Linked DNA regions of Homo sapiens: region 1 is linked to region 2. The links are chromatin loops, found by intact Hi-C in ENCODE. Cell type or tissue: CD4-positive, alpha-beta T cell. All regions are shown on one strand. Each heading gives the region's core, and the rest is flanking DNA. Links, peaks and the distances in the headings are about the cores only.

Region 1 (16,821 bases), core at 5,639-13,638, 770 kb after region 2:
TCCCATTTTGATAAGCAGGATCTTCCATTTTATGTTTCTTTCCATATGTTTGTCTTAGACCTGCCACAATTCTAGACAATTCTTGTTCTGGTTTTTACCAGACATTGGATTGACACTTTGTTTCTCCTAATGCTATGTTTCTACTAATCCAACTTCCTTGTTTTCAATCCTTTAGCTTCAGGTTCTTTATACATTCCATTATCCAATCCAATAAACCAACATATGACAGAGCATTCGTGGAAAATCTGCCTGGGTAGATATTTTCTCCAATTTTTTTTTAGTTATAATCTGTCTAAGGGCAGTGATTCTAATGGTGAGAATTTCAAACTTGGTAGGAGAGAACAATTCTGTGGAGCAGGTCTCCCTTGGTGAAACCATCAGTTCAACTGCATCAAATTTCACTTTATTCCTGATTCCCTCTATGGATCTTTAAGTAATAAACTTGAATATTAGAAGTGAGCCTGAGGCCAGGTGCGGTGGCTCACGCCTGTAATCCTAGCACTTTGAGGGGCCAAGGTGGGCAGATCACGAGATCAGGAGTTCGAGACCATCCTGGCCAACATGGTGAAACCCCATCTCTACTGAAAATACAAAAAATAGCTGGGCATGGTGGTGTGTGCCTGTAGTCCCAGCTACTTGGGAGGCTGGGGCAGGAGAATCGCTTGAACCCCGGAGGCAGAGGTCACAGTGAGCTGAGATTATGCCACTGCACTCCAGCCTAGAGACAGAGAGAGACTCCATATATATATATATATATATAAAAGAAGTGAGCCTGCTTTTCTTCCCTGCAAGTCAAGAACTAAACATAGCTTAAGAGTTTTAGGAAATGAGAGGATCTGTGATTAAAAGGTGACTTTGCCGTAAATAATATTTTCTCAGTAAATACTGTTCAATATATCTAAATTATCTCATATTGAATCGTATTATAATTCTTTGAAATTTGCTAACCCATCCGTACTTTATATGCACCTTCTATTAACCAGAAGGGGAGATTAACTTACTGTTGGGCCATATTTTGTTGCGAATTGAAATACTGATTTTTTTCATTTTAAAATTCCATTTTTGTGTTCATTAATTGGTTCATCCTTTGAGTAGATACAGCAAAGCAAATTTAGATGTGGCAAAGCAAATTTGTAAGATACAGTTTTTAACTTAAAAGCCTTTGCAATTTAGTTGAGGGTATGACACAGACATATAAACATTAAATTATAGTAGAAGAGAACCATACTATTTTAGTGATTATAGTTTAGATATGAAAGGACCACCAAAATCTTTAATCCATTGTTTTTCACTTGTTTTTTTCAGAGGCTTCTTAGAAAGATTGTTTTTAGAGGTAGAGGGAAGAGAGGCTAGAGAAATGGAACCAGCCTGCCAGAGAACTACCCTTCTCCTTATACTTCAGCTATAGATACTCTACTGTCATCTATATTATATAAGGTTTGATTTGAACACAGAATTGCCGTACTAAAAATGTGTGAGACTCACTGATCCAATAGAATTCCTATTATTTTCAGATGAGATAATTGCTTGAAGCCAGCATAGATTATAGGACTGCCCTAGTTTGAAGAGTTTGGAGTTAAAGGAAGGGTTGAAACTGGTTCTGTTAATGTCCTAGTATTGGCCTAGTTTTATGCTATTTGTAGATGCCCACATTTTAGTAGCAGATATAAAATATTTTACATAAATTAGACTTTATTAACATGTATTATATAAATATGCATTATATATAAATATATATTATATACATAAATATATATATTATATATATATAAATGTAGACCACTCTTCTTACATCTAATAAATTAGCATGTAATTTTTCACTTTTCTTCCTGGTCTTTTATGTATAAGTAATTTTTATATAATTATCATTCTACAGATATATATGTCTATGATTTTTTCAACCTATTTTGTGATAAATATTTTTCTTTCGAATTTATATTCATATTTATAAATTTTATATTTATAAATTTTAATTCTTGTACAAAGTCCTATTGGTTGATATAGCATACTTTATTTAATCTTTTACACGTTATTGGATATTGAGGATATTTTTAGTTTCTTTGCAATTTTGTTACATCCATATACCTTTCCTTTCTTTTGGATTATTTAAAAAACTAAATTGTGAGGAGTAAGGTTAATGTATCAAACGGATATAAAAAATTTTGTAAGCCTTATATATTGCTTTCTCAAAGGGTTATATAAGTAGCATTTACCATGCCTCCCACCTGTAGGTATTATCAATATTTTGAAATGTTGTTAGTTTTTTTTTGTGCTACCACATTGATTTTTGTTTGTTTGTTTGTTTGTTTTTTTGAGGCAGAGTCTTGCTCTGTGGCCCAGGCTGGAGTACAGTGGTGCAATCTTGGCTCACTCTATCCTCCACCTCCTGGGCTCAAACGATACTCCTGCATCAGCCTCCCGAGTAGCTGGGATCACAGGTGTGCACCACCACACCAGGATAATTTTTTAATTTTTAGTAAAGACAGGGTTTTGCTGTGTTGGCCAAGCTGGTCTCAAACTCCTGGCCTTAAGTGATCTGCCTGTCTCAGCCTTCCAAAGTGCTGGGATTACAGGTGTGAGCCACCATGCATGGCCTAATGTTTTGATATTGTATTTTGATTATTAGTGAAGATTGTTATTTTTATCATTATACTTACATGCCAATTATCGTTCTTTGGATGAATGGATTGCTGATTTGTACACTTTTTTCTTTTGTGGTTCTCTTAATTTGTAAGAGCTCTTTACAAATATATCATTTTGCTAAAAATACATTCATAGTCACCTTTTAATATTTTTAACCAGTCACTTTCACGTGTCTAACTCAATTTCCCACTATTACTAATGCTTTTAACTAGGTGTTAAAAATATACATTGAAACGTTTATTTTTCCTTGTTAGAAACTGTCCTATTTTAATAAAAATGAGAGAATAATTTTTATAAAAGAATTGATTGCAGTATCTAATATATAGAGAGGATTAATTTTGGGCTGGATAATTTGGGCAAATAACAACATTTGTAAAACTCAAATCGTTTTAGATTTGCCCTACCATTTCTTACATAAAACACATCTTCACAGCTAGCAGTTGTCCTGTTTTTACTAGCAGATTTCCTCTTCGTAAACCAATTCAGATTACTGACAATTCTAATCTTTATATATGTGTGTATATATATATATATAATATATATATATATATATAATACTTTAAGTTCTAGGGCACATGTGCACAATGTGCAGGTTTTCTACATATGTATACATGTGCCATGTTGGTGTGCTGCACCCATTAACTCATCATTTATATTAGGTATATCTCCTAATGCTATCCCTCCCGCCTCCCCCTACCCCACAACAGGCCCCGGTGTGTGATGTTCTCCTTCTTGTGTTTCTTTGAGAGATGTTGGACTAAAGCATTTCATTGATCCTGACAGTTTGAAGACTAAAATTATAAATGATAAAAGTATAAGATTAGAATTGTCCTTGCAATTCTAATAAAAGTATAAGATTAGAATTGTCCTTGCAATTCTAATCTCATACTTTTATCATTTATAATTTTAGTCTTCAAACTGTCAGAATCAATGAAATCGTTTAGTCCAACATCTCTCAAAGAACAATTCACTTGTTATGCTTATTTCTATCTAAATAAAATAGAAAAAAAGCAGAAAATTGTATAGTCCTATGCAGGCCATCCTTAAGTTACACATGTGAGCTGGTAAAGTTGAGAAGGAGTCTTCTTTATTTGGGAATATTCTTATGAATGCATAAACAAGCAAGCACTCTTGGGTTTTGTTGTTGTTGTTGCTATTGTTGTTGTTGTTGTTATCTTAACCCTACAAACAAACAGAAAAGGATGCTTTAAGAATTTGACACTTGTGCACATATTTCCCTACTGGTGTTTCAGAGCTTCTGGAAACATCAAATACAGTCGGAGGTTGTTCAAAACTATGTTTGCTTGCTACTGCAACTGGTACAGTGAACTAATTTTTCTGAAGTGATTGGCCCCTAACCTGAATTTCTCTTCAGCTGCCTCCATCAAATTGAGTTAGAGTCTTTTCCATTGCTGTGAGGTTAATAGCATTTTCAGATTCTATTCTAGTCTGTGGAAAATTGTCTTTTTAAAAAATTAATCAATAATACTCATTTATATATCAGTATGTCAAACAAGGCAAAGTCTACCACATCAGGCATTTCTGCCACTAACTTTACTATCAGTAGATATTCCTACATGACAAAAGTCAATAAACTCACCATGCTTGCAGCGTTGCCATTTGTTCACGTTTTTAATTCACTCGTGTATTAAACTCAGCCTGGAAGACTCACTGGGCAAAGACACTAAATTCCCCTGAAGCAAATAATTTCAGGAAAAAGTCTTAAATACATTTTCATGTGTATATCCTGACTCTTTCTCTTCAGGGATACTGGACAAATGCTCTCTGAAGACAATTTATGTGTACTGCCACAAAATAATCAGTTAATGAATTAATTTCCAAAGTGACCTGGAGGTCACATCAAAGCAGATTTATTGAATAAGAAATCAGGAAGAGTTGTTTTAGGGATTTCATTAGATAATCATATAAAAACATATAGTTTCATGCCAGAAACATAATAAACAGTTGATATTAGCAATAATGAGCATTAGCAATTATTACTTACATTATATCAAATAACAATTACGGGTTGTAATTGGGACTCTGTATAGGGCAACATTAAGCATAACCATTTCCATCATTGATATTACCATGGTAAACCATTGTTTCTTTTTCCCAAGAGAACCAAACTGGCCAGAAATAGACTAAACTGTTAATAAAATCAATCATGGAAGAGATTGGGTATTAGACCGGTTATGGCATAGCACTTTTAGCTCAATTCAATTGACATAAAGCCTGTACTATGTGTCAGTTGTTATACTACAGGTATTATTGTATCCCATAGGGGTATCAAATGTAACTTTTAGGTCCTGTCTTAAAGGAACTGTGTGGTAAAGTATGGGAGACACAAATGTAAATTAATTATATTACACTGTGGTAAATGCAGTAATACAACATGTAGGATACAGAAGAGGACAAAGTGATTACGTGATTACTAACAGGCAAGATTGGAGAAGGCTACCTGGAGGAATATTCGAGTTGGATTTCGAAAGATGTAAAAGTTAGGAAGCATGTTATGACAGAGAATAAAGTTGCGCAAAAGCTTGGAGGCTGGAATAAACATGGTTCTTAAGGAAAATTTAACATGGCTGCAGTGGTAAATGTGAGAGGAAGATGAATGAAGAGAGATGAGGCCACATTTTGAAAAGGTTTATAACTACGGAATTTGGACACTGTTTCAAGGTCATGAAATAGAGCCAACTGATCATTCTTAAATATTATAAAGAATACTTTAATTCTAAAGTGTGAACGGGCATAGTGGCAGGTGCCTGTAGTCCCTGCTACTCGGGGGGCTGAGGCAGGAGAGTCACTTGAACCTGGGAGGCAGAGGTTGCAGTGAGCCTAGATTGTGCCACTGAACTCCAGCCTGGTGACAGAGCAAGACTCCGTCTCAAAAAAAAAAAAAGGATTGCAAGAGGCAGGAATAAAGGCAGGGATTTATAATTTCGGACCTCATTCACTGCTATAGAAACTTATAAATCCAAACATGATCAAAACTCTTACTTATCAATGGATCATTGATTAATGGTTTGAGGCAGTGGTAATATGTATATTTTGTATTTTCATCTTTGAAGATTGCCATTGAGGTCCCTTTTGGTAAGCTGGGCTCATACTTTAGGTTTATTTTCTGATTCCAGGAGTTTATGTCAACATCAAGGTAAGAATAAAATATATTACATTGAGGGCAATTACACACACACACACACACATACACAATTGTGTGTTTTGTGTAATATAATGCATTTAGGAATTCATGAGTGAGGCAAATGGGTATGGAACAATTTGATGAGTCTGAGATTTCTGGTTTGTGACACAGGATAACCTGAAGAGAAGAGCGGTTCTGAAGGATGTGGAGTTGAAGGGTGGAGAAGATTCAGCATGGACCACTTTTGCTTTGGAAGGTCACTGGGAACCTAGCTTTCTTTTAGGGCTGTCTGATGATCCCAAGCTCAGGACTGGACACAGGTTATACACAGTATGCTAGGGCTTCTGTGGATGAAGCCTAGGCTAGACCCTTGGTGCTGTTCAAACCTCCTTGTTATAGTCTGGTCTAGTTCCAGGGAGGGGCTGGAAACTGGCCCTATTTCTACAGGAGAAGGTTGGGTCTTCTTATTGGAATGATCTTCTATGCCAGTTTTTGTTTCTTTTTTTTTTCAGTTATTGTTTCTACAGGTTGTATTGGCAGCTGGTGGGTTTCTGAGTTAAATATTTTGTACTACTTGTGAGACTGTTGAGTATTTTATGTCCCCAATTACAGATATAGAACTTTATGTACTCAAGTGTATCAGACTTACATATATATAAGCACCTAAGGATAAAGGTGAATGGGTTCTAATTTACAAGTAGTTAATTTGGATCTAAAATTGAGAGACACTCATTTCAGAAAACTTTTAGGACTCAAATTTCAACTGTGTTAGTAAAAGAATTTTGAACTTCAATCAGAAAGTTAATAGGCTTTAATTACCTTTATTTCTCCTTTACTAGCCTTCTTGTTTATTGGATTTGGAAATTTTCTAACTTGTAAGGACTAAGCCAAGATTTTGCTTTCCTCAGGGAGCATTTCCTGCTACATCCTCGTAGTCCGTTTTTCCATCCTCTATCCATCCTTTATCTCTAATCCTGGCCTTCCCACATCATACTGTATTATAATTATATGTTTATATATGTTCTGTCAGATTGTGAGCTCCAGTGGAGCAAGCCCTGTCTTGTTCCACTCTGTCTTCTGGGCACCTAGCAGAATGTCTGCATAAGAAAGAAAAGAAAAGAAAAGAAAAAGATGGTGGATTTAATGAATGCAGCAAGTATTGCTGTCTTTGTTTACATATTAGATTCAGTGACTTCCATCTATACCTCAATTTCTAGAGCTATGACAGGCACATAGGTTTCTTTGTGTTTTCTTTTTTAAAACCGTTAAAAAATAGCATCAAAAAAGCAGCCCTAGTAAAACACTTACTTGCTTAGATCGTATGTTCATGTGAAACCCACACATACATACACACACACACAAACACACCCACTATTTTAAAAAGCATGAAACAAACTAGTTCAGCACAGTGGTCATTTTGATGGGAGAGAGAAGTATGGTCAATGAATGGGCCCTGGGTAGGACTCCCACTATATAGGTAATGTTTTATTTTGATCTGATGATACATAAACATATGCTCATTGCATTCTTTATTCATTTTTGCACATCCTATTTTATGCATATGAATAGAAGGTACTGTAATCTTGAATAGAATCTTCCTATCATAGGACATCTTGTATTAAATGTTTTAAATGAGAATTAGCAGATCTGGGGAACTATAGAGGCTTTTTTGATTTGTTTTACCTATAGGAATTGCATTTTGGACATAGATTTTAATGTTATGTTGAAATAAATCGTCTAATCAACATTTTCCCTAAATATTTTATAAATATGCAAAATTTATCAAAGTGCACTTGTATGTAGATCTTTTGACTATATATATAGTCTATATATATTTATATATTTATGTATATATATATAAAAATTCATATATTATATGTATTTATATACTACATATATAGTTAAAAGATCTACATACATAAATACATGTTTATCTATCGATATAAATATAATAAATATATTACTATATTTATTACATATTAATATATTTATATTCACCAAAGCTGAAGTGCAATAGAGTGATTATAACTAACTGCAGCCTCAAACTTGTGGACTCAAGTGATCCTCCTGCCTTAGCCTCTCGAGTAGCTGGGACCACAGGCATGTGTCACCATGCCCAGCTATTTTTTATTTTTCATAGAGATAGGGGTCTCACTTCGTTGCTCAGGCTGGTCTTGAACTCCTGGCTTCAAGCAATACTCCCTCTTCAGCCTACCAAAGTGCTGGGATTACAGGTTGAGCCGCTACACCCAGCCACTATTTTTATACATAGCTTTAAAAGTTTTGAAAAATTTTCCTGGGGGACTGATATTACTAAATGTCTATCTTTTCATGACTCCTCCATGCATAAAATATAATTAAGGAAATGGAAGGGCTAATTTAATCTGTAAATATTTTAGTAATGATAAGATATTAAAGAAAGCAGAAGGACGAAAGGAAGGAAAGCTGGGTCAGGGCGGGGGGATAAGGAAGACTTCAGGGAGAAAGCAAATGAATTGAGCTTTGAAGAATGAATAAAGGTTTGCCAAAAGGCTGTGGAGTGTGAGGTCAAAAGCATTCCAGACAAGAAAAAATTTCATGCAAAGTTCTAGAGATGTGAAAGGATGAATCATATGATTAGAGAACTTGGGTTAATTAGGAATTGCTGGATTTTAAATTGCAGGTGGAAGACACTATTCAGAGGAAGGTAGAGATCAGAAAACAAAGAACCTTATTTCCTTCTAAGGAATCTAGGCTTTATTTCTAAGTGATGGGAATTCTGAGGACTTTTGAGTGATAGGGCCAGGTTTCTGTGAAGTTAAGTTTAGATTTGTGGGATGAGATCATAGAAGGAAGGGAGTTAGGAGATTATCAAATGTTTGGGGCAGAGATAATGAGGTCTTAGGCTCAGAGCAGAAGGTTGAGGAGAGACAACTGAGAATAGAGGCTTAGAAGGGAGGAGGGAAATGGATGTGGGAGCAAGAGATGGGGAGGGAAAATGACATAGAGGAGCAGAAGTAGGTTAAGGAAGTCAAGCGTCCTGAGAACTCATTATTAACTCATACACATATATAGGCAAATAATGTTTTGTTGCAGACATGTGTTGTACAAAATAGAAAATAGTAAATCTGAATCCCATTCATTGTATAGATACTGATTTTTAAATATATGTCACACAGGCAGAACACACAAAGACATAAAGGTGAGTGGAGATAATTTTCAAAAGGAAACCTCTCAGTAAGGAAAATCACAGGTTGCTTGCTGTTTGATTCAGAATCAAAAGTGTTAATTGAAAATTGTTATTTATATTTCCCTAAAGTCTCATGACACTTTTTTGGTCTACTTATATTAAAATGCGGATAACACAAGGTATGATGAGGTAATTTTTTGCCACTTTCTAAACCTCTTGTTATTCACTCTAGTTGTTTAAGTGTTGAATTTCTTTGTCTTGTTAAAAAGTGTCCTGTTGCTGAATGGTACAAGTACTAGATCTGTTCATTAGTAGCTAATTTTATTTATATTTAAATGAAGAAGTTATTGATGGAAGGAGCAATGTCATAAAGAAAATCGAAGTAAACATTTTATGTATAAAAATTAGATAAATGGTTCCTTTTGAGTGGGAGAAAGAGGGACCAGTCCAGAAAGGAAGAAGGGTACTTCCTTGGCCATAAATGCTTTTCTTATGTTTTTGGTGCCTTGTTACCTGAAAGTAGATTTGAGGAGTGTGAGATGAACAGCATTAGTGGAACCATTAGAGAGGTGTAGGCCACCTCTTTTGCTTTGAGATCTGTTTCTTAAACTGAGAGAATCAGAGGGATGACTAATCCAACTAGGGGGAAATTGATCTTAGATTAAAGAGTCCAGGGTGAAATATAGTAAATTCCATTTTGGGGTCTGTAGAGTTAGAGTAAACTGCTAATTGGACAGCTAATATGTAGTGAGGTAAGATATCAATCATGTATCATAGAATTCTAATTTCTTTTAAAAATTTAAAGTGTATTGATACTTGTTCACATAATAATTACATTTCTTTTTGAAATAATTTTTAAGAAAGAAATTATCTCTGACTAAAATACTGATAATACATGCTTTTAAATCTGTGAGGAATTGGGTGCAAAGAACCAGCAGCCTAGAAAAGAGACTTCTAGATTTGTTGAATGAATGAATGCTTGGATATCAACACATCGAGGTGCTCTGGCTGCTTACACTGCTTCACTGAGCACTACTCCCACCTAGTGGCAATCTACCTGTAGTGCATGGGTATTTTAAAGGAATGAAAACTGAAGTTCTCTGGAAGGGAACTATGTACTTTGACCTCCTGTCAATCATACTTCAACATTATTAAATTTATTGAAGGAAGAAGCCTTGTAACATTCAATTCTGAATTTTCTATAAAAATGTAGTTGAAGATTTTGTTCACCATATTCATGATTCAATGTAGCTTATTTGAAAGAACAGTCTTTTAATAATTCCTAGAAATAAAAAAATAATTTACAAACAAAAAATAATTTACAAATAAGAAAAATATAAATTGCTAATATATGGACATATTTCAACCTCATTAAGTAACAAATAAATGAACATTTGGATACTATTTCTCCCTGTCAAAATAGCAGATTACAAAAAACAATAATATTGTGCTATAAGGAAGAAATGAAGGAAGTATCTTCAATAATTATTATTGGTGGGTGAGCAAATTGGAAAAATCATTTTATTTTAATTTTTAAACTTTTTACTTGTGAATAATTTCAAACTTAAAAAAAGTTACAAGAATATAATTAGTACAAAGAACACCTGCATGACTTTTACCTAGATCTATTATTAATATTCTAACCCATTTGCTTTATAATTACCTTGCAGACCATTTGAAGCTAAGATACAAAAATCGTGACCTCAACACTTCTGTATGTATTTCCTAAGAATAGGGATATTCTCTTACATATCCACAGTACTGTTATTGGCTTTGATGAATTTAACATTAATGCAATGATGTTTACTATCTAATCTACCATTCATTTAATAATTTTGTCAGTTGACTCAATAGTCTTTTATATTGATTTATTCCCCTTCAGTACAAGATCCAGTCTAAGATCAGCTGTTGCATTTAGTTGTCATGTCTCCTCATCCTCGTTTAATCTAGAACTGTCCTGCAGCCCTAGTTTGTCTTTTATGACTTTGACTTCTTTGAAGAGTATAGCTGCTTTCTTTTTCTTTAATACATGATTCTACATGTTGTGTTTGTCTAATGTTCCTCATTAGATTCTGATTATACATTCTTTGTTGAAATGCTTTTTATGTGATGTTGTGGCTTTCTCAAAGTATCACATCTGGAAGCACATGATGTCCATCTGCCCTTCCTTGACAATGTTCATTTCATTTACCTGGTCAAAAGTGGTCTGATTTCTTCATTATGTAATTATTTTTTTTCCCGTGTAGAAACACTTTAAGAACATAAAAATATTCTACTCTTTATAAAATTCTCCTGTAACCTAGTACCTATTGATCATTTTGTTAGTTCCTATCTTTACTGTGATGGTTGTAGAATGCTGATTTTCAACTCCAGTACCCCCTTTACATTTATCACCTGGCCCTAAGCATTCTATTGTAAGCAAATTGCCTCCCTTCTTTCTTATTTGTCTGTATAGACTCATTAATTCCAATTTTTTAAAATGACTTATAATTCATTACTGTACTCATTGTCCCAGATTTGGCCAGTAGAAGCCCCTTCAAGATGACTCCTTCAAGGTAACAAAGAAAGAAAAATAAGAAAAATGCACATATGTGATCTTGCTTCCTTTTTTTTTGAGACGGAGTTTCACTCTTGTCATCCAGGCTGGAGTGCACTGGCACAATCTCGGCTCACTGCAACCTCCACCTCCTGGGTTCAAGTGATTCTCCTGCCTCGGCCTCCTGAGTAGCTTGGATTACAGGTGCCTGCTACCATGCCCAGCTAATTTTTGTATTTTTTTAGTAGAGACAGAGTTTCATCATGGTGGCCAGGCTGGTCTCAAACTCCTGACCTCAGGTGATCCACCTGCCTTGGACTCCCAAAGTGCTGGGATTACAGGTGTGAGCCGCCGCGCCCGGCCTGCACCTTGTTTTTTAAATCTACCAAAATGTTGTGGAAGTTATTCCATATCAGTTCATAGTGATCTTCCTCATTCTTTTATATAGCAGCATACGTATCACTCCAAGGATTGTCTCTAACAGCAGGATCTTTAAAATGTTTATAGCCATTGATCAAGTAGCTTCAATTTTAGAAATATTTTTTAAAGGAAATTGTCAGAGTTGCAGATAAACGTTTCTATACAAAGATGGTCAATAAAATACCATTTATAATGGTAAAAATTTATGAATGATCTGAAGAGTTTACATTAAAGTAATGATTTGTTTACTATGTCCATGTAATTAAACATTATGTAATCATTAAAAAGGTTCATGTTAAGCAAATCAAACAAATCTCAAAATTATATACTTGGAACTAAAGTAGGTAGAATGCACAGAAAAGAGATAGGAAGGAAATACACTGAAGTGATAAAAATGGCTGTTTCTGAGGGCAGGATTTCTGATTTTTTTTTTAAAAAGTATGTTTCATATTTTTATACTCTCTGATTTATCTTCGGTGTATATATATTCATATTATTTTCAGAAAAGTTGAAATCAGTAATCTAGTGTTATAAGAAGCTTTTCTCCCTTAGAAACTGGAATGCTTCTTCACTGTGAACTATAATAGTCTTTATTATATTGCATTTCTCTTTATGCTCTGGGTGCCAGGAGCCAGGTTTAAAGGTCAAGCACAACAACTTAGAAAGCAGACACTTGAGTTGTCTTTTTCTTAACTTTTTAATATCTGTTTTTTAACCTTATTATGACATCTTGTTGAAAACTATCTCAAATCAGTTTTTAAAAGAGGTGGGATATAAATAAATAGAATCTAAATGAAATTTCTACGTAACAATTGTCCAAAAACTGCTGAGGTAGACATTATGGATACATAATAGATTTAGTTTTAATATTTAAAGTGTCTTATCATATACCATAGTAATAAAATAGTAGATTTCTCTGATGGTTAGTAGGTGGAATCCGAGAGAAATTTACCGATATTTCTATTTTCTGGAAGAATAAAAAAAAAGAAGGAAAAATTAAATCCACGATACTGAGTTGACACTGTAGAAAATCTACTCAAAAGCAGATTTAAGTTGGACCTTAAAAAGTTATATTTTTAGAATAGCAGATGTCTCCATTCAAGATAGAACCCACTTGGTACTTCTGTTCCCAGTCGTCCAACCCTACTAATGTTAAACATATGCTTGCTGACCCGCTCTACTCTTCTCTGCCTAGTACTTAGGAATTGTCTAACCCAAATCTTCCATGTTCTCATTTAAGCCAATTCCTTGTGGCGTTGGCCTCTAAGGACATGTAGAACAATTGTTCTAATTTCCATGTGGTGTTCTTTCATAAAAATGAAGACAATTGTTAAATTCAGCTCCTCTTTCTCTGTCCCACTCTTTCAGAATAAATTTAAATGAGAGATAGTAGATCCTTTTACATAACTATAGGGAAATGAACACCAAATAAAAGTAGCAGGGATTTCTGGATTTTGAAAAATTAGAGTTTATTTTCACATATCCACACAATTTCAGACACAAAAGAATGTCACTTCTTATTCAAAGAATTAAGGAAATAAAATTTTCTCTTTTTTGGCAATCAATTATTTAAAAAGTCTTACAGTAGGACCTTCCCGCCACAAATCTGACTACCTTTATGCTTCAATTTGAGCACTTGTCCTCAGTGGAGACGGAAAGAAGCAGAAGTTACATAACTGAATTAACCTGACAACTCTTACTAAGCTTCTTTTGATTTTTTTCTGTCTTTTAGGATAACAAATTTGGTCCTTTAAACTTGTTCTATAGATATTATTTTCTAACCAATTAACCATATCTGTAGCTTATCTATGAATTGTTTCCAGATTGTTCACATATAGTGATGTGTCACTTAATGTCAGTATATATTCTAAGAAATGTGTCCTTAGGCAATTCTGTCATTGTGCGGACATCACAGGGTATAGTTACACAAACCTAGATGGCATAGCCTACTACACACCTAGGCTATATGGTCTGGCCTGTTACTACTAGGCTATAAACCTGTACAGCATGTTACTGTACTTAATACTGTATGTGATTGTAACACAATGGTAAGTATTTGTGTATCTAAACATAGAAAAGGTACAGTAAAAATATGTATTATAATCTTATGGGACCACTGTCTCATATGCTGTCCATCATTTACCAAAATGTCGTTATTCTGTACATGGCTGTGCTTCCGTTGCCATGCATCTTAAACAAGACACAGTCTATAATCATCAAGCTATTATATTAAATATATGAAAATATCTTCTCACATTTTATGCTGTTTGTGTTACTCAATTTGCTTCTGGACTTGCTTTTATGAAAATGCTACTTTATTACAGATTTCTGTTTTAAGTACACCAATCAGCCTAAGATCACTAATAATCATCATTCAGACTAGTAACCATAATTCAGCATCAGGAGGGGAGAAACTATATTTGTTTTGCTCATGATTATATTTGCGGTACCTGACACACAGAAGACACTTAAATATTTGTAGCTGACCAACTGAATGGGTGAAATTTTCTGTAGCATTTCATAATTGGCAGCACAATTTTTAAACAGAATTTCATTTAATTTTCAAAGCCATTGGCAAGCTTGTTATTATAAGCTGTGGGAACTGGAATTCAAAATAATCTGTGAAAGGTTACTCTTAATCACAAAGTAGTGGGGCTGGGCGTGGTAGCTTGTGCCTGTAATTCTATCTGCTTGGGAGGCTGGGGTGGGAGGATCGCTTGAGCACAACAGTTCAAGGATGCAGTGAGCTATGACTCTGACACTGGAAAAAAAAAAGTAGTGGAACCAATTGTTTACCTACATCACTGTGCTGTGTAGAGGTAGTGTGCACCTTGGAAGATGGTGTGGTCTCAACTTGCAGAACAGCTAAGTTACAATGAGTGTCAGTGTGAAACAGGCCAGGTCAGGCCAATGGGACTTCAGAATGTGGTATAGAAACATAAGCAAAATTATTTTCTCACGTTATGTTGGTTTCTTGGATAAACTAGTGTTTTTGAGCCTATTTTTCTCATCTGCATAATGAGGGTAAGGGTGATATCTATTAACTATTTCACAGAGCATGTCTTATGAGCACAAAGATACAGAGAGTGTGTGAGTTTAAAAGTACTCTGTAGACTGTAAGGTACAATGCCTGTGCTGGGTGGTGGTGGCACTGGTGTTACTGCACCATGTAGTGTGTTCCTCTTTCTTGACCGGAAAAGGTTGGCTAACCCATAATTTAGATAAATGCTCCTCTCACTGACAAGAAGTAGTCAATATATGTGCACAACAAATATAATGTAAACTGTATTTCCAGTTTTAAAAATCTTTCTGTGTTTGGTCCCTCTATCTCACAGGCTGTCACTTTGGTTACCAAACAACCCCCAATCTCCACCCCCACCCCATCATCCCTATCCATTAAAATGAGAAGACTTGCATTGCTTTAGGTGAGGTACCCTGTGAGACCATGTACTTTTAAATATAAATACCATATTTATTAGATATTTGATAATGCTACTGCATTCAATGTTGTTTGTTTCTAGGTATATCTTAAGGTATCAGTGATGATCTATATATTTCTTAACAGTTCAGGTCTTTTTTCTATATGAACAACTCAGAATAGGTACAGCACTGTGGAAATTAATTCTGAGGTTCGTTATCTGGTGACAAGAAGATTTGTGGAGTTTGGTGGAGGCTCTAATTATTCTTGGCAGGGAAATCCAACCTATTGAGTTTGGGGGCATCTTTATGAGAGCTACTTGGTATTGTAATATATGCTGATGGCTGCTGCTGTGCTTTATGTATTTTAGCTAAATTTTTTATGTTTGTATTTGTACCTTCAGGCAATTTAATCCTTAAATATGTAAATTGATAAATTTTAAAAAGACACAAAATAAGAAATATAAAAAATAAAATGTAAATAAATGAACTTCCTCCTAAACAAAACCCAAATAAAGATAACAACAAACCAGAATTTTAAAAAATTGCCTTTTAGAGGCTAATGTGAAGAGTTATCTTTTCCTCTAACCCAGGTTGTTTATTTATTTATAATCTTAGGCGACTGTTCCTTTTAGAAGTGTGTACTCCCTGTTATCCCACAGTTACTAGTGTAGCAAGACACTACTCTTGAATGAATTATGTCTCTCAGTTGTGTTGGGGTAGAAAAGACATTTGATTTCATATCAGATGCAGTCAATTCTCCAGGATGCCAAAGGGAGAGAGAGAAAAAGTATAGGAAGTACATTGTGAATAAGAATGTAGCTTTAGGTAGAATATAGTACATTTAAAAGCAATTTAGCTAAAAAAAAAATAACTTTTAAAAGAAAATATGGTTGACCCTTGAACAAAGAAAGGGTTAGGGATGCTGATCGGCCATGCAGTAGATCCATGTATAACTTCTCACTCCCCCAAAACTTAACTACTAATAGGCTACTGTTGACAGGAAGCCTTACTGATAACATAAACAGCCGGTTAACACATATTTTATATGTTATATTTTTATATTTGTATTCTTGCAATAAAATAAAATGTAAACAAATGAACTGCCTCCTAGACAAAACCCAAACAAAAATAACAAAAAAAGAGAATTTAAAAAAATGACCTTTTATAGGCTAAAGTGAAGAGTTACCTTTTCCTCTAACTGCAGTTGTTTACTAATGAAATAAAGTAAGTTAGAGAAAAGGAAATCTTATTAAGAAAATCATAAGAAGGGAAAATATATTTACTATTTATTAAGTGGAAGTGCATCATCAGAAAAGTATCCTCGTCATCTTTATGTTGAGCAGACTGAGGAGGAGGAAGGGGAGAGGTTGGTCTTGCTATCTCAGAGTGGCAGAGGTGAAAGAAGCAGAGAAGGTGAAAGAGGAGGCAGGAGAGGCAGGCACACTCTATGTAGCTTTATGGAAATACATTGTAATTTTTGTCTGACAT
Region 2 (16,821 bases), core at 5,265-13,264:
ACAACTAAGAAAAAGACCTCCTTAGGTCTTTGCGTAACACACACAAAGATAAATGTAAAAATTATATAGTTGATTTATATGGTTTATGTAACAAAGAGAAAAACTCCTTAATGGACTTATCCAAAGATGAAATGGACTGACTCAGGAAACAGTGGGCTCCCAGTAATTCAAAGGTGACATCTGCATGGGCAGGAAAGAAGTTAAAAGCAAATCCCATGTGCCAATAACAACCAGATGGCTTGGAAGTAGCAGAGACTGCCGAAGAGCAGGAGAAAATAAGATTGCTAAAAGAGAAAGAGTCAGAGGAAGGGAGAATATTAACTCTTAGGATAAAAAGTGACATAACCGGCCATAGAAAGTTACCAACTGTTCATAAGTAAAGGAAGAAAATAATTATTGTAGTGTTTGAGGAAAATTATGCTTTTGATCCTTTGTGGAATAGAACCAAAGAAAGCAAGGTTCCAAGGATTAAGTTTCTTACTGAAGGAATAAGTTTGGTTAATGGCTACAAAAGTGAAAAGAAAGAGGAAGAAGGCATTGAAGGCCACGAGTTACATTTGTTGGCAAAGATGAGTATGCAAGTCAACAAGTCAAAATATTTTATTTTGTCATGTTGGGGATTAAAGATGACAAAAGAAGCAAAAATGTATTTCTGCTTCAATAATAATGACTAGGAAGCCCAAGGGTTCAATTTTAACTTGGCATTATAAAAGTGTTAAATTGGGACAAACTAGCTCCACTGGTTAAGTAAAATGTGGTTATGTTACAATCCAGGCTTCAAAGCTTACATCGTTGCTATAACTTAAAAAAAAGAAACACTAGATTGTTCATTAGAGTAAAATATTGGCCTACCATTATGAAAAATGCATAACACTAATCACAAATGGTTAAAAAAAACTGCCAAATTTAATATCACAAATGAAAAGTCAATCCAAAAACACATTTCATGTTAGCAATACCATTTTTGAATTTAAGAAAAAAATAACTTTTAATCTACTTGGCATATTGTTAATTGTCTGTGTTTTAAATAAGAAAATGGTTGTTTAGCCGGGCACGGTGGCTCACGCCTGTAATCCCAGCACTTTGGGAGGCCAAGGCGGGCGGATCACGAGGTCAGGAGATCTAGACCAGCCTGGCTAACACGGTGAAACCCCGTCTCTACTAAAAATACAAAAAATTAGCCGGGCACGGTGGCGGGCGCCTGTAGTCCCAGATACTCGGGAGGCTGAGGCAGGAGAATGGCGTGAACCCGGGACGCGGAGCTTGCAGTGAGCCGAGATGGCGCCACTGCACTCCAGCCTGGGCGACAGAGCAAGACTCTCTCTCAAAACAAAAAGAAAAAAAAAGAAAATAGTTGTTACGGTATGTTTTAGATATATTTAATCAAGCACATAGTCTGTAATGCACCTATAGATAGATGTTTATTATGATAATGATACAGTTTTTGCTAATTTTATACATTGGTTTTTAGAAGTCTCTTATACTGAATAAATTTACATTTTACATAGTCTATATTACTCACATTATTTTTAAAGATTTATTTTTTACATTAACTGTTTAGTAAACAGAATAGGTGTGGAATAAATTCTGTAGTGTTTCTACTTCGATTACATAAAGAAACATGATAACTTTTACCTTCTATTACCCATCTGTTTTTACAACATTCAAATTATAACTATATATTCAGATATTATTTCAGGGCATTAATAGGAAAAAAACAAAATTGTCCGACCCAAACAGAATCTCTCTTCTGTTAAATTAGGGGATCCATAGCTATGCTCTTTCTTACAGTAATAAAATGGTGAAAATATTCTAAACTAAAAATATCCTCTAATTATTATTTCTGTGACTCTGAAAATATTTCATGAAAAAAATCCCACTTCAATTGAATTTTTCTGCTTTGATGCAGATAGTCTTTTGCTAATTTCTTATTTCTATATGTAAGGAATTGCTAAAACTCTTGGTGGCTTTAAACCCTTATTTATTCTATCTAAAGCAAAATTTATGTCTAGTACACAAATCTTCATGAAACTTTAATCCACATTATTAGTATCATTTAGTTACTCTCCAGAATTAATCTTGGAAGCTGAATTCTTTTAACGACCAAAGATGTTCCACAAAGACTATTTGAAAGAACACCCTCATCAAACATTTCTAGTTCACTTTTTAAATCACATGGTTTTGAAAAGTACTGATCTTGTGGGGACCCAAAAGATAAACTTTTTGTCTTGGAATAGTGTCTCTTCAATGAAAGAGTCAGAATATCACTAGAAATTACAGTTGTTAGGTATTACCTTTATCCTAAACCTCTTCTTCCAGGAGTATTAAGTCTTTAGATCTTCATTATCCTACCAGAAACATTGCAGGATTGACTGAGATGGGATCATCATTAAAAAATGTATGGGAACTTTGAGGTCCTCTTTTCAGGGAGAGGTAAAGGAGACCTGTCAAGACTTGGGAAAATACATCACCAGGATAGATTTGGCCTTAAGACTTCTCAGAATTTACTGAATCTGTATTGTGTTATGTCAACATTTAAAAAAGGATATCGAGGAGAGAGGACATCAAGGCTTCATTTGAACCATCCATCTCAAAAGAATTTAGAAATGAGACCATCCATTCAAGTCATCCATGTGCCTTCTTAGATGGTCCCAAAAATGTATCATCCAGAGAGAATTAGAGAAGTTTTGTATGATAATTATAACCATTCTGAATTTTTCTGGTTGATAAGCTTTAGACTAGATACTCAGTTCAATATGGAGGAAATCAAAAAGGAGGGAAAAGAAACGAGATTCAGACTCAAAGTTGGAGTCTATAAAAGAAATAACAGAGTTTACACGTATTTGAAATGACTGGATTTTATATCACTGTGGTTGAGAAAGGGAACAGCTCGCTGTGATAGAATTATGATCCCTGTCACCGAGGAGCAAAGAGTATTTGGGTCAAATATTTTCCCACGAATGTTAACAAACTTATGGAGTGGATGTCCATAAAGGGTTCTCTAAATGAGGAACATTAATGAGCTCAGCAGACATTCATCCAGTGACTCAAACAGTGACATTAAATGCTATTCCTGCTACACACAAAAACAAAAAGTTTGATATTTACGGAATTCCACACACTGAATCCTTAAGGCTTATTCCTTCTTTAAAAAATGACATCCTATCCCTTGTTTGCCTCTGTAGCATCACTGATAAGTCTGTTTATTTGAGAGCTTCAACCCAACCTCTCAAACAGGAAATGAATGAAGGAGTATGGATAGAGGAAAAATGGAGAAAAAGAGTGTGGTGATAAAAATTTTGACATTTCTGAAAAAAAATAAAAAATTAAAATTTTAAAACTTTTGTTTTCCCTATGTAATAGAAACTTTCCAAAACTACAAGATAGTTACAAGAGGCAAAATACATGCACAAAAAAAGGAAAAGTTTGATAAAATTTTGGGCTTAAGGACTACAGTTAGTATCAGTCTTCTCCCCTCCATGGAAATTACTCTCTTAGACATCACCAACTAATATGTAGCCACAAAAGTCCATGATTGCTTCTTCAACTTTCTGTCTGCTATGAGATAGGCACTTGCTATCGTTGGCTTCCTCAAGCTTCTTCAAAATCTTTCTGCCAGTGGCATCCATGACACCATTCTCTCCTATGTCTCCTAAATCTCTGCCCCATTCACTGGCACACCATCCTCTATCAATTTCTTAAAAACAAATATTCCTAAATATTCTTGACCTCCTTGCTCTATATTTTCTCTGTTGGTGAACTTACCTAATTCCATGATTTCAATTGCTTTCTCTGGATAGCTGAGTTCCAAATATACATCTTCTGCCTTGAATTCTCTTCTGAGTTCCAGACCCAGGTTTCTCATTGCCTTTTGGACATCTCAAACCAATGTCATGCACACACCTAAAAATAACTTTATTATCCTTCCTCCAAATTCCACTTATCGTCCTCTGTTCCTCATCATAGTTAATGCATCATCCAAATAGAGCTTTTTGAATTCAAGTCTTGGGTACATGAAAAGTAGTCATTAGGGAAATGCAAATTAAAACCACAATGAGATACCATTTCACACAGACTAGAATGGCTATAATAAGACAGACAGTAACAAGTATTGTTACGGATGTAGAGGGACAGGAACTTTCATATATTGCTGGCAGTAATGAAAATGATAGAAAATGATACAGCTATTTTGGAAAACAGTTTGATAGTTTCTCAAAAAGCTAAACATAAAACTACCATAAAACCCAGAAATTTCACTCATATCTGCCCAAGAGAAATGAAAATATATGTCCACACAAATGTTCATAGCAGCATTATTCATAATAGCCCAAACTTGAAACAATCCAAGTATTCAACTGATAAATAGATGAAAGAAGTATGATACAGCCATATAATATAATATGATGCAGCCATAAAAAGGAATGAAGTATTGATACATGCTACAACATGAATGAACTTTGGAAATATTACGCTAAGTGAAAGAAGTCAGACAAAAAGGCCACATACTGTATGATTCCATGTATACAAGATGCTCAGAACAGGCAAATTTCCAGAGACAAAGTCGATTAGTGGTTTCCTGGGGTTAGGGTCATGAATTGTAATTAACTGCAAATGCCCACGAGGAAACTTTTTGGAAAGAATGAAAATATTCTCAAACTAATTTATGGTAATCATTGCACCACTTGATAAAATTACTAAAAATCATTGACTTATAGACTTGAAATGAGTGAACTGCATGATATGTAAACTATAGCTCAATAAAGCTGGGTTTTTTTTAAATCTATCTTGGATTTTCCCTCTCACCAATTCCTTACATCTGAGCCCTGTAAGAAAAGCCACAATTTTTTCGTTTTCCCTTGCAGACTTATTTTGTTTCCCCAAAATACCATTCACTTTAATTTTTATGTGCTCCTGCCCATGCTGTTTCCTCTGCTTAGGATTCTCTTCCTCTCACCTGCCTGTCAAAATTTTAGTCAACCTCTAAAGCCCAGATCAAAGTTGCCTCCTATGTGAAACCTTTACTAATATCCCTTAGCAAAATTTAATCATTTCCTGCAACTTCTTTTTTATAATTCTGTGAGAAGTTTAAACAACTTGGTTTATATTACAGTTAGGAGTGATAGGCAACCTGGTTAAACGATGGTTCTTGGAGTCAGAAAAGCTGGTTTCAGATCCCAGCTCTGCCACGGGCTTGTTATGTGACGTTTGGTTAAGTTACCGAACTCTGAGCCTTGGTTTCTCAATTTTCCAGTATAAATCTCAAAAAGTTTGATGTGAATATGAAATAAAATATATGCAAACTGCTTTACATCTACCTGGAACATATTCAACATATTATAAAGTTATTAAAATGTCAATTATCTTCACCTTCCTTCCCACCCCTACTCGACCCTATATCATATGTTTATTCATCTTTGATAAACTCAGTGCTTAGTGAAGTGTCTGGCACTGGGTAGACAGCCAATAAATACTTTCTGAATTAAATTCTAGTTGTGAAAATATTATTGCTATAATATTCTCCTAGTGTCAGTTGTCAATAATCATGATTAATATGTAAATCCCTTTTGCTATTGGCCTCAATCATGTTGTATAGAGTTGCCCATGTAAGAAGCAGCTAGATGGCAAATTAATGCCTCTAGTTTCAAGTATCTTCATTGAAGTTTTGATTTTGATACCACTGTTTCCTCTGTCCATATACTATTAATCTATAGAATATGCCTTTCTCAACCAGCACTCACAGGGTGTCTGGAGACACTTAATTTTCAGGTGCTTTGGAGAATAACTGCCTATATTTGAAGTTTCCTCTAGGGCCCTCAAAGTAGATGTTTTAGGCATTGCATAGCTTTTTGTTAAGCCAGACCATCCTAAATATGCCTGCCAAATTTGGAGTCAATCTGTCCAAGTTTTGTATCATGTGTGTACAGACAGCTAGAAATGCAATTGTACTTACTTTGATTAAATCTCAAAATGCATTCTCTGTGTTCCTCAAAAATGCAGCCAATTTTACTTTAACCTACGCTGAGTATGTGTAGCTTTGGACATATTAAATTATTTTATCATACCAGAACAGCATTTATGGGCTGCCTCAATCCTCCCATGGTACAGCATTTCTCTTGTTCTTCCTTATTAAGCTTCCTATTTTTTTTTTGACACTTTCACCTTTCCTGTTCCAGTGTTCTCCTTCTCTTAATGTGCACTAATTCCTAGTGGATATAAGTTTAGGATATTAACATAATTACTTCGGATGGAATTCTAGAAAATAAACATCTAGGCATTTCTTTATCCATTTACCTGGTCCTTAACTAGCACCCACACTTTTCTTGCCTGATGCCCCAGTATTAAACTCAATATGTAGCTTCTAAGAACAGAAATACAAGTCCACAGCTAGAAAATGTTCAGAGACAGATATTAAAACTGGGAGAAATAAAAACTCTCTGGGTATTGAAACTTTAATTCTCATTCTTAGGTTTTTCATAAAATCTTCTATTATCTCTCATAAGAAGTATGTTTCTAGCTGCCAGTATGAGGCTTTTGTCAGTTTATGAGGAGAGTAATATCAAAACCCACAACTGCTTTGATTCTCAAAAGAAATATTAAAGACCTTTAGTTTGTAATCATAATGTACAATAATTGTTGAAAATCTTCAGCTAGTTATCTTCTTTGTGAATAATTGTTACCTTAAAGTGACAACAATCTCCCTTTCAAATACATCTGAAGCAAATGCAGGCAGGTGTAGGTGATGTTGTCTTAGCTTTCTTTACCTCCCCCAGTAAGAACCTCCAGCACTCTCCATGTCCCTAGGAATATGAAATGCGCTTGCCTTCATTTTCTACAATAATCTAATAAACTGGTACTTTAAATTATTCTCATTGTACTGATGAGGAATTTGAGGTTAAAAGAGGGACAATAATTGGCTCGAGTTATTACAATACGTATGGATCTGATTCCAGAGTCTATGATATCAGTGATGCTATTAATACAAATACATGGTGCCACCACTCTCTGCAGAAAGCCTAGTGTTACCATTTCCCCTTTCCCACATACCCACTTCCTGCTGGTCGCAGGTCTTGTTTCACTTGTTGAATGTCTCTTAAGACTGTTTTCTCCTTTTCACTGCCATGGTTCAAGCTTCATTACCTCTCATCTAGATGCTTTAAATTATCTCCTGTTAAAACATGTTTTTGTATCTCCATGGCCTCATCCTTTCATCTATCCTACACCTTTCCTCCACCAGATCAATATTTCTTAATTAGCATCTGATTATGGCTTCATCTTGCTCAGCAGCCTTTACTGGCTCTCCATTAGTTCACCTCCAAAATCTGGCCTCATGGCTCTTCGTAGGCTACTCTATCAGCATTTTTCCCCACTAGAATAGGTACCTCTGAGGATGGAGTCTTTGTCTATTCTATTCACCATCAAATATGCATTGCCTAGAACAAAACCTAGTACAGAGAAGGTGCTGAAATAAGTGTTGGGTGAAAGAATGAAGAAACATTCTGCTTTAGCCATATCTTATTACTCATTGCTCCCAAAATAAATAAATACTGGATTTTCTTCAACTTGGTTCTTTTGCTCAAAATAGTCTCCTACCTGGGTAGTCCTCCCTATCATCGCCATTTATGCAATTAATTCCAAATTAAAATTTAGCCATTTATCACTCACAAGTCAACCTTTCCAGCTGGAAATATTCACCCCCTCCTATGTATTTATGACAATTCTCATATCATACTCATTATATTTGCTTTGAGTTATATAGTTAATTATCCTATAGTCATCTGAAACTATTGATTCAAAATAGGGCAATGTCTCATTCAGCATTGTATTTCCCATAATGTTGGGTATAAAATAAGCTTAAATAAATGTTGAGTTTTAAAATTGAATTGAGTCACAGGACAAGTCACTTCTGAATTTCTTCCTCAAAACTGGTAAACATTGATACACATGTAAACAATAATGATAAAAGCATTAATAACACTGAACACCAAGGACTGCATGAATTTCATTCCTCCAGTAGCCTTATGCAGTATATACTATCATTACCAGATAGGAAAACTGGAGCACAAAGAAGTTAAGTTCTCCAAGATCCCACAGTTATTACAAGAAGGCCAGAGTTTTAAGTAAGAGGTTTGGCTTTAGGGCCAAACCATGCTCTTAACCTTGGACACTACGACCTCCAAAATTAGAAAGGAGAAACTTTAGAAAGAGCCAAATATAAGCACAATTGATCCTTATTACAGGCCTCTAAGTAGGCAAACATTTAGAAATGGAGCATGCTGGATTTATATTTTGTGTGTCCACATTTTTTAGCAACTTCTTTTTTTTGAGATGGTCTGGCTCTGTCACCCAGGCTGGAGTGAAGTGGCGCTATCTCAGCTCGCTGCAACCTCTGCCAACCGGGTTCAAGCGATCCTCCTACCTCAGCCTCCCGAGTAGCCCAGACCACAGGTGTGCGCCACCATGGCTGGCTAATTTTTGTATTTTTTGTAGAGATGGGGTTTCACCATGTTGACCACACTTGTCTCCAACTCCTGGGCTCAAGCAACCCATCTGCCTTGGCCTCCCAAAGTGCTGGAATTACATGTTTGAGCCACTGTGCCCCATCATTCTAGCAACATTTTAAAAGGAGGCATAATTTTATTCACATTAAAAGAATCAATCAATAAAACCAATGAAAGAATAAATTTGAGGAACTGTTTGTGGAAAAGTAGTTGTTTTACTAACAAAAAAAAAGTGGCAGGATACTTAGAAGTCATAGTTTCATGAAAATGCGATTTTTTAAAAAAAAAAGTAAACGTATGGTTTATTCTTTGAATTATCCACTAGATGGCAGAAAATTGTTACTGTCCAAAGCACTATTACTGTATTAGTCCAGGCTCCTTTCTAAGCTCCAGAAGTTATGCAAATTGCTTTCACCTCTACCCCTGCAATGCTAGCCTTTTCACAAGTGGCATTTTAAAACACATCAGTATTTTTAAGCTGGGAAAGAAAAATCAGAGGTTTCAGAGTTATAAATATTAGGTATGAGCATACTAATTATATGTTTGTGTTACTCTGCTCTAACACAGAAGGAACAGATGCACAGACATGTTGGGAGAAGGGCTGAGAGCCCACATAGAATGATCTATCCAGATGCCAGATATTAGAGTTAAGCTGAAAAGCCTCCAGTAGGACAGTTTCCTGTAACTTGTAAGTCATGGTTTTCATCCCTCTTAGCATATTAGATTTGCCTGGGGGCCCTACCCCAGGCCCAATTCTCTGGTGGTGGAACCTGGACATTGGCAGTTTTTTCAAGCTTTTTAACTATAAAATAAGAGAAATAGACTAAGCAATTATAGTATTTTCTTCCAGGTCTAACATTCTAGGATTGAAGTCTAATAGCATATTTATTACTATAAGCTTCATAAGCACAAGCACAAGAACTAATTCTGTTCTGGATCCTTTATGAACATAAATTCAGTTAATTTACACACAGTGAAAGACCTTAGGGAAAAACTAGACACAGAAAGGTTTCATAACTTGCCCAAGGCTATGCTGTAAGAGAGAAAGTCAAGACAGATTTGACCCAGTCAAGCCTGAATATATAACACTATGCCAAAATTCCCATAAACAGTGGATCAACTTATAAACAATATCCATCTCTCTATCTATAACTAAAATTATACCTGCACTTACCATAATGGTCTCTACCTTATTATTTAATCTTGCAGCTGCTGAGCTGGTTGAAAAATTGGCATAACATATCTGTGAACAGCGATGTAACAGACCAACTCTAAAACAATCAGTACATTTGGGTGTACTATTGTTTTTCTGGGCGAAATTGTACTTGAACTCAGAAACTCTGGTATTTTGCAAAAAAGAAGAGTATTAGAAAAGTACTTAATAGAATTTTCAAGAGAATTCTAATTGAGTAAATCTTATAAACATCTTTTAACATATATTTTGATTCCAGGGCTCATAGAGACTAATAAAACCAAGTTCTGTCCATAATCTCTCCTCTCTTTTTAGAGCCTCACCTTTTTTCTGGCATATGAACATATAGGTCTCTTGATCCAGCAGGAAGGGATTCTGCAGAAACACATAAAAGTTTAGTATAAATTCTTCTACACTCACCCTGTCAAGCTGAATTCCCTGAAGCTTTTCCCTGGAAAGTTAAAACATTTTGCCAACATTGCTTGCCCAATGAAGACCTAGGGGGTCAGAGGTGAGTAGTGAGTATAATGTACAGTTGCTTTGTAGTTCTGAATGATTTGCCTTTGAGAAAAGTAATAATGTTGATGAGAACTGACTGGCTTTAAGGGTGACCATTATATTATTTTTGAGCTTTTTATGATGGAAAATTTCAAACATATTCAAAAGTAGAGTGAGTGGTATAATACACACGCAAGTAGCCATCACCCAGATTCAAACATTATCTCCCACTCAATCTTTTTGCTATACTTCCACATATTCCCTCCTACTAACACAAGCATTACTTTGAAGCAAATCCAAGACATATTATTTAATCTATAAAATTTTGGTATGCATGTCTTAAAGTAAAAGCGTCTTTTAAAGAAGAGATAATCATTATATGATATTTAAAGTAATAATTACATTTGAAGAATGCATTTTATCCAGATCCCATTTATTATTGAATGCCCTGACACTGGGGAGTGTGAGTGGCATGGAGGAATTAAATTTTATTTCCAGAAAGTAATTTATCAGGCAAATTTTAATCAACAAGAGTATAAAGGGCCTCATGACTACATCAAAGTTTACTCCATTTTCCCCTAGCACTTTTTCCAAACTTTAGACTATGTTTTATTCTTGTCAAATAGTTGTAATCTCCTTATTAACAATTTAGTTTTAGAAAAAAGTTGTTTCTTCTGATTAAATGTCAGTAGCATATACTGTGTGAAATACCGAAATACAGTGATTTAACAAGCCACAGAAGTTTCCTCTATGTCCCAAAGGCTGTAGATTGAGTGGTAATTTTTAACCTGTGGAGAAACTTTCATCATAACTGGGGACAATGCAATGGAGGGAGACTGACCTTGGAGGAAGGGCACTCAAAAGGTGGTAACCACAACAGATACAACAGATATTTGGACTCGGACTTTCCCTCTTGAAGAAAATTGGATCGGCATTAAGTCTGTCTCCCTAGACAAAGTTTTTTAATCTGTAGCTAACTGGTCCGTGAAGTCCTGGAGGTAGGGGCCACAGCAAGTAGTATGTCTTCTGTGGTATATGTAGACTTTCTGAAATCAGTAAGAGGCTTTTTCTAAACCATTGTCTCAACTAGGGCTAGTAGCCACCCAGCAATTATCTGGGAAAGCCAGGCATAAATACTGGCCTCACCATGTGTAGGGGCACAGAAAGGAAAGGAGATAATTTAAAATTGAAGACTATCTTGGAGATTCCTAAAGAGCCATAATGGTTAATTTTGTTATTGGAATGGGGCTTGGCACTTGGTTATAGCTCTGGTCCCTGGAGTGCACTTTCAGTAGCAGAAATCCAAACGTGAGGAGAAGTCAGATACAGCAGACCACATCAAAGTGATATTTCCATCAGTCAAAAATTAACTGAAAATTATGCGCTGATCTAATTTAGCACAGTGAAAAGTTCTATCCTAAACAGTTGCACAGTTTGATAGTACACATCTGATGTTTTCTTTCAAAGGCCTATTTCAAATCCATCAATCTATCATTGAACTGATTCATGGTCAACTTTCTCTTTACTTCTTCTTTTTCTTTAATTTAGGAGTCTGGTTTTCTGATCTTTGTCTGACACCATCCTTCTCTTTCCAAGTATGCTGTCAAAACAGGCTTAGCCATCCTAATTGTCTTGAGTAATGATTTCCACATATACTTCACACCAACATCTTCTCCTCTTTTGTCCAATAGCCACTCCTCTTCCTTGTTCTATGTCTGGATAACAGCCTATCACATTTGCAGAGCCAGTGATAGAAGTATTGCTTTTTTTGCCTTTTTTTTTTTTTTTCTGAGGTAGAGTCTCGCTCTGTCACTAAGGCTGGAGTGCAGTGGCGCAATCTCGGCTTACTGCAACCTCTGCCTCCCAGGTTCAAGCAATTATCTGCTTCAGCCTCCCAAGTAGCTGGATTACAGGTGCCCACCACCACGCCTGGCTAATTTTTGTATTTTTTTAGTAGAGATGGGGTTTCACCATGTTGGCCAGGCTGGTCTTGAACTCCAGACCTCGTGATCCACCGCCTCGGCCTACCAAAGTGTTGGGATTACAGGCATGAGCCACTGCACCTGGCTACTTATTTTTTTTTAACCAAGATAGCTCTACTACCATTTTCCCTATGAATAGGTACAACCATATTCTTTTCCCCAGTACAAAACATCAAATCCTTTGTTCATTCTTTTCTCCCACATTCATTTTTTTGACAAAATGATTTCCATTTTGTGAGATGGGTCCTTTAACATACTTTTCATCTCAGTGATCTATCACAGAAATTCCCATACAGATATTGCCTCATTCTTATGTATTCTTTTCTTATTTATTTTAATTGACATATAAAATTGTATATATTTATAGCATAGAGCATGATGTTTATAAATACATATACATTCTGGCATAGCTAAATAAAGCTAATTAACATATGCATTATCTCACATATTATTTATTTGTGGTGAGAACACTTAAAATATACAATTTTCAAGTATTAATACATTCTTTTAACTGTAGTCACTAAGTTATACAATAGATTTCTTGAAATTATTCGTCCTTCTAACTGATATTTTGTAGCCTTTGACCAGCATCTCCTCAATCCCTCATTCTTCCTGCAAAGCATGTATTTTCTTCAAGATGACCTGAGCACCTATGAGCTCTCAGCATTTCATACACTGACCGCTATAGTCTGGCCAATTTATGACCCATTTCTTAGCTCTTTCCCCATTAACGCCCCCGGAGATATGTTCTATGTGGTTCACAGCATCCACATCTGCTCTCCTAAAGTTCATACTACAACTCCTTACTCAAATAAGGACAGCAGCAAAGAGCATTGACTTTGGTGTCAGACAGACCTGGATTTGAATCTTGATTCTATCCCTTAGTAGCTATGTGACCTTGGGGAAGCTTTTCACCTCACTCAGCTTTATTTTCCTTATCTATATCATAGGTATGATAGTAATACAACTTTCCTCCTAGCATTGTTACAAAGATTAACTAATGTATAAAGCACTTACATAGTGCCTGGCGTGTAAATGTTTAAATGTGGGGGCTTTCTGGGATATAGTGTGAACTGAAAAATAAATAGAAGCCCAAAGACAAATATGTCCTTTTTCCTTCTTCTTTACTGCTCATCCACCTCCCACGCAGACACACCCACACACACAGTAATAGAGATAAACGTTGAGTCAACAAAGCAGACAGAGAAAATGGACACTGATTCAAGAGTTAAGAACTATAGTTACCCAGCAGCTGGAGCTGACAGAAGAAGTCATTTCCAAAATGATAAAGTTAATGTCAAATGAATAAAATGAGAGTGAAAAAAACACAATTAAATTTGTTAAGATGTCACATGTATGTTTCTTTCTTATATTTCTTACTGTCTTCTATATCACCACCAAACTTCCAGTTTTATTTACTTTATTAACGTTTTTATTTTTGTGGGTGCATAGTAGGCATATATATTTACAGGGTACATGAGATGTTTTGATACTGGCATGCAATGAATACTAAAAACATCGTGGTAAATGGGGTTTCCATTTAATCCATTCTCCATGCTCTATATTTTTATTCAAATAGATTTGCCTTCCAGAAAACCACCTAATCACTATCATATGAAAATCTTCATATTTATAGACTAGTTATCAAGCATTAAACAAATTACTAAATAATTCCATAGGGCACTGTGCAGGTATGGTCAAAATAACACACACACTTGATCCATGGGAGTTTACAATGTAAAATGGAAAAACACACAAATTGGAAAGTTAAAAGAGTGTACAGTGATCTCCTTTCTATTCTTGTCCCCATTTTTCTCCATCCCTTCTTCCATAGGTGACCACATTTTTAAGTTTTAAATTTCTTATATATCTTTCCAGCATTCCATTATTCATTTAGAATAAAACAATTACAGATTTTTTCTCACAATTTCACACATAAAGTAGCATAAGTTTTGCTATTCTGAACATCAACTTTTAAAAATTAAATCTATTTTGAGATAATTGTAGAGTCACATGTAGTTGTAAGAATAATACAGAGAGATCCCATGTATCTTTTACCAGTTTCTCCCAAAGGCAATAGCTTACAGAACTATAGTACAATATCACAACCAGAATAATAACATTGATAACACTCTGGCTTCACTGCAAGAATCCCTCAAGCTGTTCATTTTATAGCCACACCCCCTTTCTAGCCACTCCCATTCCCTCCTAACCCCTGGTAACCAAAATTGTATTCCTATTTCTAAATTTCTGTCATTTCAAGAACATTATATAAATGAAATTCTGTACTATATAATCTTTTGAAACAGACTTTCATCACTCAACATGATTCTGTGGTTATTTCACATCGTTGCATATGCCAATACCTCCTTACTTTTTATTGCTGAGTAGTATTCTATGATAGTAATGTACCACAGTTAAGTTTTCACCCAGTAGGTTGTTTCTAATTTTTGCCTATTATGAATGAAGCCACCACAAACCTTCAGGTACAAGTTTCTGGGTGAACATAAGTTTTCATTTCCCTGGGATAAATGCCCAGGCATATATAATTGTTTGGTCATAAGATAGCGATGTTCACTTTTATGATAAAATATCAAACTGTTTTCCACAGCAGCTTTACCATTTAACATTCCCATAAGCAATGCTTGAGTAATTCAGTTTCTCCATATTTTTACCAGCATTTCATGTTTTAATTAGTTTCAATTTTATATTTTATGTTGATAGTTGTACAGCGATATCTTATTGTGGTTTTTATTTGCATTTTCCTAATGGCTAATGATGTTGAACAAATTTTCAAGTGTTTATTTACCACCTGTATATCCTCTTTGGTAAAATTTCTCCATGTCTTTTTCCTATTTTCTACTTGGATTGCTTGTTTTTGTTATTGTTTGTTTGTTACTGTTGACTTTTAAGAGTTCTTCATATATTTTAGATACTAGTCCTTGTTGGATATGTGGCTTACAAACATTTTCTTTCAGTTTGTAGCTTATCTTTTCATCCACTAACATGGTCTTTCAAAAAGAAAATTTTAAAATTTTGACTGAGTCCAATTTATCCCCGAATGTGGATCAAAGTTTAAGATTCCTTCTTAGTGTATGTTCTCTGACACCACCCTGACACCAGGGCTCTGGGAGGGACAAGTGGAGGGATGGTTTTACACTCAGCCTTTGCTCATATGGTTGGGAGTAAGGACATAATTTTTTTCTGTGGTATTTTGCTGGAGTAGTTATTGTCTAAAAGTTTTCTGTCATGCTAGCCTGCCCATTTTCTGGTCCTTTCACTAGAGAGAGTAGGCTTTTGTTGAGGGTTTTTTGTTTGTTTTTTGTTTTTTGTTTTTTTTTGTCTGCTCTCATCGGTGTTTCCAGGATGCCAGCTTTTTTAGCAACAAGTCTTGGGTATATAAGGCAGAAAGAAAACCCACGGCACTCACCACCTTGTTTTTCTTGGGTCCTGAGATTTGTAGCTGGTCTGCTACCTTCTCTCTACCTTTCAGAGTCTTCTTACATTTTCTTTGTTTTGTTTTTAATGCATGTATAATGTCTAAGATTTTGATTTGTAATTAGAGAGAGGAATAGGGAAAATTACTTCTACTCTACCTTCCTGGAAACTGTGCCTTATTTTTTCATTTAATTAAGAGAGTTATCTATGTCACTATATAGAGACTTTCCCATTTTTACAGCTACACAGTATTCCATTACATGGATGTACCATAATTCATTTAGCCAGTCCCCTATTTTTGGGCACTTAAGGAATCATATGCAATTATTAACAATTCTACAGGTAATAAGATCATACAAATGTCATTTTGCCTGCATGTAGTATATCTGTTGGACAAATTCCCCAAAAGCAGGATTACTGGATCAAAAGAAATATATGCATTTGTTTTTGTTAATTGTTGCCAAACTGCCCTCCATAGGAATGGTACCAATTTATACTTCAACAAGGCAAATATGAGAGTATCTATTTTCCCACACAATGTGTTTGTTATCAATCATTTTCTCCAAATTTATATATGAAAAATGTATCTCGAGTTATTTTAATTTGCTTTGAGAGGAATCTAGCACATATATATATATTTATACACATGTGTATATATATGCATATGTGTATATATGTATACATATAGATACACATATACACATATGTGTATATATGTGTATATATGTTATTTTTTTTTTCCAGAGCCATCTGTGTTTCCTTTTCTCTGACTTGATTGCACATATCCTTTGAACAATATTCTATCAGTTAGTTGGGCTTTATATTCATTTCTAGGATGGCTTTTTAAATTAAAGGTAAGGTATTATTTAAATATATTAAAATACATGCATTTTAAATAGTAGTTTGATGTGTTTTGACAAATATGTTCACTCATATAGCCACCAATACGGCCAACACATAGGACACTTCCATCACCAAAAATGTTCCCTTGTGCCCACTGGTAATAATTGCCCCTTCCCAAAACATTCTCAGATATAACCTACTTAACAAAAAGCTGACTTAATTAAGAAGGACTAGGCAAGGCATTGTTTTATTGGCAGCTTAATTGCCCCTCTCCTTTGAGTCTAATTTTTAAGTAAAGCAGAAGGGTGAATATATGACTACTTTATCATCTTAAATTATGAGCCATTTGAGGACAGGAAATGTGGCTTTA

Evidence for each region. A loop is a pair of places that touch in the nucleus more often than their neighbours do. Peaks named below come from ENCODE experiments on the same cell type or tissue, not always from the same donor. Only the 100,000 strongest peaks of a DNase experiment are listed, where the experiment ranks them.
Region 1: a loop joins it to region 2, with 27 times the contacts of the local background. A loop is called at or near these places in 8 of 110 quality-filtered maps.

The regions. Positions count from the first base shown.
Region 1 is chr6:97,384,337-97,401,157 of GRCh38, forward strand. All of the region lies in intron 1 of LOC101927314 (a long non-coding RNA gene), which reads left to right. Among named protein-coding and RNA genes, the nearest start is that of MMS22L, 110 kb to the left of the region's middle. In CD4-positive, alpha-beta T cell, for the core only: CTCF peaks have their summits at 10,008 (motif pointing left) and 10,214; a DNase peak (open chromatin) is centred at 9,985.
Region 2 is chr6:96,618,107-96,634,927 of GRCh38, forward strand. FHL5 (four and a half LIM domains 5) reads left to right here. Exons shown (of 6, transcript NM_001322466.2): 6 at 1-520. Among named protein-coding and RNA genes, the nearest start is that of FHL5, 63 kb to the left of the region's middle. In CD4-positive, alpha-beta T cell, for the core only: a CTCF peak has its summit at 8,792 (motif pointing right); no DNase peak of the experiment used is centred there.